2 separate regions of the Homo sapiens genome follow, and region 2 is linked to region 1. Evidence: chromatin contacts called from ENCODE Hi-C or POLR2A ChIA-PET data. All regions are on one chromosome and are shown on one strand. The core of a region is the stretch at or near the end of the contact, and the rest is flanking DNA. Distances in the headings are between cores, read along the strand shown.

Evidence for each region. A loop is a pair of places that touch in the nucleus more often than their neighbours do. ChIA-PET counts read pairs that join two places held with the same protein, here RNA polymerase II (POLR2A). Pooled maps may share reads with other maps.
Region 2: a map of PC-3 shows a loop between it and region 1 (3-fold over the local background). The contact joins the promoter of SAMD7 here to the promoter of LRRC31 in region 1. A Hi-C loop is called at or near these places in 6 of 168 maps with a recorded cell type or tissue (CD14-positive monocyte, Caco-2, MCF 10A and 3 more), 9 of 37 single-sample maps with no recorded cell type and 5 of 50 pooled maps. POLR2A ChIA-PET finds 5 or more read pairs at or near these places in 7 of 52 experiments (A673, BJ, H1 and 4 more).

What each region holds. Positions count from the first base shown.
Region 1 is chr3:169,868,140-169,872,211 of GRCh38, reverse strand. It overlaps LRRC31 (leucine rich repeat containing 31), which reads left to right and starts at 2,277. Exons shown (of 9, transcript NM_024727.4): 1 at 2,277-2,579. The coding sequence starts at 2,405.
Region 2 is chr3:169,909,901-169,913,972 of GRCh38, reverse strand. It overlaps SAMD7 (sterile alpha motif domain containing 7), which reads right to left and starts at 2,401. Exons shown (of 9, transcript NM_001304366.2): 1 at 2,152-2,401.

The DNA.
Region 1 (4,072 bases), core at 1,028-3,527:
AGAAGGGACAAACCCCCAGTTTTTAGCTGCTGTATTGTGGTGGTTGTGCTGTGATCTGCAAATTTTCCCAAATTCCTTTTCCAGGGATTTCCTTTATAAAGTCCAGTTCAGGGATAAGGAGGAAGCGGAAGGTTTACTGAAGCTAAGATTTTAAAGATGGACTTGGTTTGGGAAGCCTGAGGGCTTATTAAAGTTTTTATATAAAGAGGAATTTCCCAGACATATTTTCAAGAAAAAATTATTATTATTTTTAAATATGAGTATGGTAACCTAGCACTTAACTACTATACATGAAGAAATGTGCAAATGCTTCCCCCTTTTCATTCAAAAGCCTTCCTTCCTCTGGCATGGTCCTTTCTTGTTGCCTTATTAGCCTCCTGGTTGCTTTCTATTCTCCTGTTCCTTTCCTCTCCTTCACATCCTCTTCTGTTCCTTGGTTCTTGTGTTTCTTGGCTTCCTGGCTCCCCTGTTCCTTAGTGTACTGATCTTCACAGAGAACTGGCTGGGCCTCAGAAGCTGGGTGTGGTTTCACCTGGGTAAATTACCACATCCTGGAGCACCCTCCAGCACTGTTTTCTTAGGACTTGGGGAGTTGGAGTCAGTGCATTTGGGGGGAGGATAAAAAAGTGAAACCATTTACTGAGCTAGCTCCCCAGAGAATAGCCCTGTCTAAATCTCCAAATGGTGAAATTGGCTGAAAATGACCATGGAGGTGTCCTGGGTGGGGGGCCAGAAGAGTAGCAAATTGAGAAAGGCCTGGGGTGATGGTGGAATCAGGGTGAGGCAGCCAGGGCTGCAGGTCATGTTTAGATTTATGAGTTAGCGCCCCTTTCCTTCTTCTTTTCCACCTAACCCCCTGAGACTCTAGTCAGCTGTGCTGCTGTGCATGGAGTAATTGTTTAGTTCCACTGCTGTCTGTTGCTGGGTAAACCAGGGCTGGGCCCTGCTCTAATATGAAAGGAAGATTTTAAAAGAAAAATGGAATGTCCAATTGTGACTTCCAAAGCAGTGCTCCAAGTGCATGGAACATTCCAGCCCTCACGAGTGGAGGTGGGCTCTGCAAGGTCCATTTTTAGGATTCCCTGTGTAAAATGTTTCTTGGACCATTCTGGAACATAATGTTACAGAAAGAGCTATTTTATTAGAGAGGAGACTATGAAAACTGTAATTTCAAGAATACTTCTGCTGGGCATGATGGTTCACACCTTTAAGCCCAGCACTTTGGGAGGTCGAGGTGGGCGGATCACTTGAGGCCAGAAATTCAAGACGAGCCTGGCCAACATGGTGAAAATCCATCTCTATGTCAAAACAAAACAAAACACTTCTGTGTATCCCTTTAGTTTAAGTCCTTAGCCCTCCCATAAAATATAAGCAAATTTCAGGAGAGATAATAGATTGACCTTTACGAATCCTTTTTAGCTTCAATTCATACCAGACCTCACCCCTAACCTCCACACCCCCTGACCCACATCCCCACCTCCAATGCTAGGCTCTTCCAGCCGTTCCTGCCTGGGAGCTCTTGAGCTTACCCTTTCTTCTGCCTGGGATACTCTTCCCTCTCTTAAAAAGCTAACTCGCAGTCCTTCAAAACCCAGGCAATGTCACTCACTGTTCCAAGTCTGTTCTCCAAGGCATGCTTAGTTTACTGTGGGTTCCCTGACCACCTCCCATCTCTTGGCTCTTGTCCCACTCAATCAATGGCATACAGGTCCATCTTCCCACCAGGTTAAGATCCCATCAAAGACAAGAACTGTCTCTTGTTCGTCATTGAATCTTTTGCATTTAGAACATTAACTGGCCCACAGTAGATTCTTTAAAACTATTTATGGAATGAATGAATTCTTTACTGCCAACATGTTTCAGTGGGGTGGTGGTGCAGGGTTGGGGGTAGAGAAAATATGAATATGCAAAGAGAAAAAGGAGCTTATGTGCAAAGGAAGGAGGTGGGGGTCACCAGAAGGCAGAGGTCGCTGAAGGCAAACTCCTCTGGGGACAGCTTTGCAAATGGCCAGTCCCTTTTAAAGGCATATTAAGTCTTCAGGTAACTAATTGACAGCTGTAATTTAAGATGTGTTGACACACTTGATGTGCTTGCCAAAGTCATGCTTAATGACTTGTATCTCACACAATGAAATAGGGCAAAGTTAAAAACTCAAATTGCTTTGAGTTTGTATTGGCTTCTGGATCCTGGGTTACATCATTCTTATTTTCATGTTAAACATTAACAGCAATAAAAAAACAGAAAAAGAAAGGTGGTGCGGCAGGGAGTGGGGGGCAGTCATGTAGGGGAGGATATTTTGATTGAACACAGGCTTGACAGAATCTTCTTTTCTTCTTAGAAATCCTAGAAAACAGAAAGCAACAGGAAGATGTCTTATTGGGAACTACCCCCATCAACTTCACCATGAGTCAAACAAGGAAGAAAACTTCCTCAGAAGGAGAAACTAAGCCCCAGACTTCAACTGTCAACAAATTTCTCAGGGGCTCCAATGCTGAAAGCAGAAAAGAGGACAATGACCTTAAAACAAGTGATTCCCAACCCAGCGACTGGATACAGAAGACAGCCACCTCAGAGACTGGTAAGCTGCTGGCTGCTGGTGTTTTTGCTGTTGTATTTGTTTTGTTTTTACTTCCACATTTAAAATATTTTTATTTTTAATTTTTGTGGGTACATAGTAGGTGTATATATTTATGGGGTATATGAGATGTTTCAATACAGGCATGCAATGCCTAATAATCATATTGTGGAGAATGGGGTATCCATCCCCTCAAGCATTTATCCTTTGTGTTACAAACAATCCCATTATACCTTTAGTTTTATTTATTTATTTATTTATTTTGAGACAGAGTTTCACTCTTGTCACCCAGGCTGGAGTGCAATGGCGTGATCTCAGCTCATAGTAACCTCTGCCTCCCGGGTTCAAGCGATTCTCCTGCCTCAGCCTCCCGAGTAGCTGGGATTACAGATGCGCACCACCATGCCCAGCTAATTTTTGTGTTTTTAGTAGAGATGGGGTTTCACTGCATTGGCCAGGGTGGTCTCGAATTCCTGACCTCAGGTGATTTTCCTGCCTTGGCCTCCCAAACTGCTGGGATTACAGGTGTAAGCCATCACACCAGGCCTCTTTTAGTTATTTTTAAATGTGCAATAAATTATTGCACATTTAAAAATAACTAAAAGAGCACAACGGGTTGTTTGTAAACAAAGGATAAATATAGTCACCCTGTTGTGCTATCAAACAGTAGATCTTATATATTCTATTTTTTCTGTACCCATTAACCATCCACACCTCCCCCACCAACAACACACACACCCTTCCCAGCCTCTATGTTTCTTTATTTTTTAGAGTTTTCTTCTAAAGTGATCTTATGGGTTAAACTAAAGACTTTAAGACTTTTGAGACTAAAGACTCAACTATGAGTCTCTGTGCTAATCATTTATTATGTTACTTACATGCTTTAAATGATTCATAATTTTACTTTTAAATTGTTAAAAGCAATATAACACTACAGAAAAATGTAGGGAAAATACTGAATTTCCTTTCATTATAACACAAACGATCATTTCTTTAAGATTCTTTTCAGTCTTTTCTTTTCATATGCATGCATTTATGTTCTGTCAGTCAGCAGTCAATAAATCTTTATTGAGTGCTTGCTATGTAGTAACCCCTGCTCTAAGTGTTAGAAATACAGCCATGAAAAGGACCAAATGCAGATATAACTTCAGGTGGTGATAAGTGATATGAAGAAAAATAATGCAGGCTAAGGAGACAAAGAATGATGGGATGGGGTGCTATTTAGATGGGGGTGGAGGAAAGAAGTCTTCGATTTGGAGGCATTTGAGCAGCAATCTGAATAAAATCAGCTTTGCTGAATGAATGAATAAAGCGAGCCACTTAGGTATTTGTGCAAATAGCTTTCCAGGCAAAGAGACTGTACATGCAAAGGCTTTAGATACGACTGAGCCTAGAGTGCTTGAGAGAGAGTCAGGAAGTCAGGGATGCTAAAGCAGGATGGGAGACATGGAGAGGAAGGGGTAGTGGAAGACAAGTCAGAGAGGTCGCTGGGGCCA
Region 2 (4,072 bases), core at 1,152-3,651, 42 kb before region 1:
CATTTTGAAGCAAATAAAATCAGAATACTTTTAAGGCAACGTTCTAAGGTTGATCTGATCTTTCCCTTCATCAGCCAGGTAGATACTTGAAACTCCAAATTTGTGTTGCCTTAAAATCATTGTTTTGAGGGTACTGTGTCATATGATCAAGCACGAGTCTTTAAATGTGAACTTTCATATTTTCAGGGCACCCCTTTCTATTTTAGACACATGTAGACAAATTGTAAACTAAGGTCACTTTGCAGTAGCAGATGAAATGCTCAAGTAAAAGTGCAGACTGGAATATAAATTTTCAGTGCAGAGCGTGTCTGGTAATCCCAAAGTGAGGGAGTGCAGTGGTGCTTAGGTCTGCATTCAGCCTGGATTTCTCTGACCCAGAGCTCTAATCCTGGATGCCCAGCACATTAGGAGGATGAGGACTCCTTAATCTCTGTCTTCAGACTCTTACCCTCAACAAACCCCTCCAGGCAGCACATAGATGATTTACCTAGTGCTAATTCTGTCTCAACTGATTAGGGCAGTAGTAGTAAGACATGAACTTCATGAACTAAAGCCCTTGCCAAATCAGCAGATATTCACGGAATGATTTCCCAGTGCCCAGGAGCCGGGTGCCAATTTTATTATATTTGTCTGTTATTGGCTATACTGTGATCTTTCATTAAAATCAGTGCAATTTGAGTTTGGAAAACCCTATATTTGACTAATCGTATGTAGAATATTTATGGTATGTATGATGCATGTTTTCTGATTACATACATTAAAATGAATTAATTTTTAAGTAACTGCTGTATCTGGTAAGTTTTTGTATGTGAAAAGTAGATCAGTAGAATTAAATGTTTCCACAGTTCTGAGATAAATAAATGTAAGATAAATAGATGTAAATTCTTAAATTAAAATGAGAGCAATTTTTACAATTCAGGCCTGGCTTCTTGCGAGTTTTCTTGGCCTTCTCTTAGGCAGTACCCCAACAACTCCAAAGTAATTCCTCCTACTTATGTTTTGCAGAGGCCTTTGTAGTCCATCTCCTCCAACTCTCTCTGAGCACAACCCAAATAGGCCTTCTCCTGGGTCCCTCCATATCTTGCTCCCCTTCCCATCTCTGCCAAGGACGGAGGAGAACTTTAGAAAGACAGTTCATACCGAAGCACTTGGCAGTGCTGCTAAAATGTATTTCACTTTTCCTAAAGGCATAAGCTTTAGGACTTTTCTAACTGCATTTCACCATAGCACATACCCTGGAAAGCATTGAAGACAGTGGGTTACGTGCTGGCTGCTGTCACTTCTTATTTCTTTTTACTCTGGAAGCTCATTTTCATTAGACCTATCCATGTCTTCTTGAAATGTCAGGTTCTAGGCACAATTACAAGTATTGTAAAGAAAAAGGTAAACCTTTGACATCATTAAAGAAGTCAAAATTATGTAATTTCTACTGGACTCAATATAATTTATGTGCAACTACAGTTTGTATAAATTATGTTCACTTTCTTCAAAAGATTGTGAAGCAAAGTCCATTATATATAAATCTGTAGAGACTAAAGTGAAATTCTAGCAGTACTCATATAATGGAACTGAATAGTAGGTGTTTTAGTTAGATAGTCTTAAAGAATGAATTAAGGAATATCAATATAGATTTTATTTCATGATTATCATTGATTGTTCCTCAATGTTTTTCTGAAATTTTCTACTCTGACATTTCATGGTTCATACATCATGACAATTTTTGGAATATAGATATCTATAGTAATGGGGGGCCATTAAAATAATAATATATAGTAAATAAACAGCAGTAATACATAGAGGTAGGTACTTCATCTGTTTGAAGATAATAAAACTACAGTAAATTTACATACAACTTTGAACTGACTTTATCTTAAATAAACTTCATTTTACTTTCACTTAAAAAACTCCAAAAACTAAGACCAGGCAGTGTTTATTTGGTAGGAGTGGTATATCATCTTTACTCGTTAGTAACTTCAGTCAAGTAGGAATTTATTAGCTCACATACTGTTAGTAATAGCCAGTAAAGTCTACACATAAACCTAAGCATTTCCTTTAAGATAAAGATGTCCTTTTATTTTATATGTGAAACATTTTACTCAGAGTAACTGGCCTCAATTTTGGGCTAATCAATGTGTAGAGTTACATACTTACATCCTCTATGAAGACTTCTTGTCTTTGATATTGCAGATGGAAGAACCATACAAAGACTTTCTGGCCTTCAACTGCAGAAGCTTCTCTGGCTGCGGGTTGAAAGGTACATCTGACAATTCTTTCAAAAATGGTCTTAATTCAGTTTAACCTTGCTTTAAATACAAATTCAACTAAGTTGATTAGTCCTATTTCATGACAGAAACTTTGCCCTCTGATATCCTCTACAGATAGGCTAAAAGATGTTAAGCCCAAGGAAAGTGCCCTGCAAGGTGCATAAACCTGTCTCAGAGCTTAGCCTTTAGTGTAATCCTTCCTTAGCCTTTAAGATGCTTTGTGGGCATTCACTTAATACCACTGTTCAACTTGACACAAAAGAAATATACTATGCAAATAAGTAATAAGCTTTTCTTTGATGGAACTATATAGCCTATTCCATATTTCCAACAGGTTTCAAGTGGAAACATTTCTTTTGCGAGTAGGAAAAAACCTAAGTTATTTTCCACAGAGCTGAAACATTTGATGAAAGATGGCAGTCTATTTTAAAAAGAAGCTTCTATAATGGACAACTGTACTTTAATTCTCACAGGCAGTGAGAAAACCCTTTATCATCTGTGTGAGAGCTGTGATCTATATAAGAGGGAAAACACGGAATTTTGAAAATGTGACCTGTTATATTTGCTAGAGAAACATTTATAGCTTGAAAAAGAACATCCATATTTTTTGATTCCTAGTAATTTACTAGTAGGAAGTACAAAATAAGAATTGAATATAAGAAATTTAAGTTGTGTTTCAAGTAATGCTTTAGGCTTCCAGTTTGAAGGTAACCTGCTCCTTTGTTGACACACATTTTTATCATTGGCTGTTGAACTCATTATAAGAAATAGCATGTGGAACTGACTGTATTTATTCCAGGGTTATTGTTCATAAAGCAGTGGTCAACAGCAGGGACTTAGATGACCAACAGACTCAATAAGCCTCAGCACCACCACTCATTAGCTGTATGGCCTGGCCAAGTTACTGAACTTCTCTGAGCCTTAGTTTCCTCATCTCAGAAGAGCCCTTCTTGGGAAAGGGAAGGCAACAAGGTAGACAAAATGCTTGAATAGTTCTCACTAAACATTAGCCATTATGTTAGGTAACTATATTGCACAGAGTCCTCTGTTGAGGATCCATGGGAGGAATTTTTCTCAGCTTGTAGTACTAGGGACAATTGTTTTGTTGTTGTTATTGTTGTTGTTGTTGTTCTGAAAAATAAGGCCAAAATAAAACCTCAGGAATCACGTAACTAGTGTGTTGCATTCTTTGTGTTGGTTAGTAGGAAGTTCAGGACCTGCCTTTAGGCATGCATTTTATTATATTTTTATTTATTTATTTTTGAGACAAGTTCTTGCTCTGCCACCCAGGCTAGAGTGCAGTGGCACAATCATGGCTCACTGTAGCCTCTATGTCCCCAGACTCAAGCAATCCTCCCACCGTAGCCTCCAAGTAGCTGGGACCACTGGTGCACGACCGCATGCCTGGCTAATTTTTTTTCTGTATTTTTTTGTAGAGACAGGCTTTCGCCATGTTGCCTAGGCTGGTCTTGAACTCCTGGACTCTAGCAATCCACCCACCTCGGCCTCCCAATGTACTGGGATTATAGGCGTGAGCCACCATGCCCAGCCTAGACATGCATTTTAAAACCAGAAATGATCTATGGCTTCATCTTATTTTTCCTAACATTATTTTCCCTTTGCCCTAATTTTTACTAAACTGTCTTTCTTGTGTTGTATATGCATTTTGAAGTGTCTCATAAATTATTAGCATTTATAATATTTATGCATACAGTTTTTGTTTTTTTTTGTTGTTGTTGTTTGTTTGTTTTTTTGAGACAGAGTCTCACTCTGTCACCCAGGCTGGAGTGCTGTGGCGTGATCTCAGC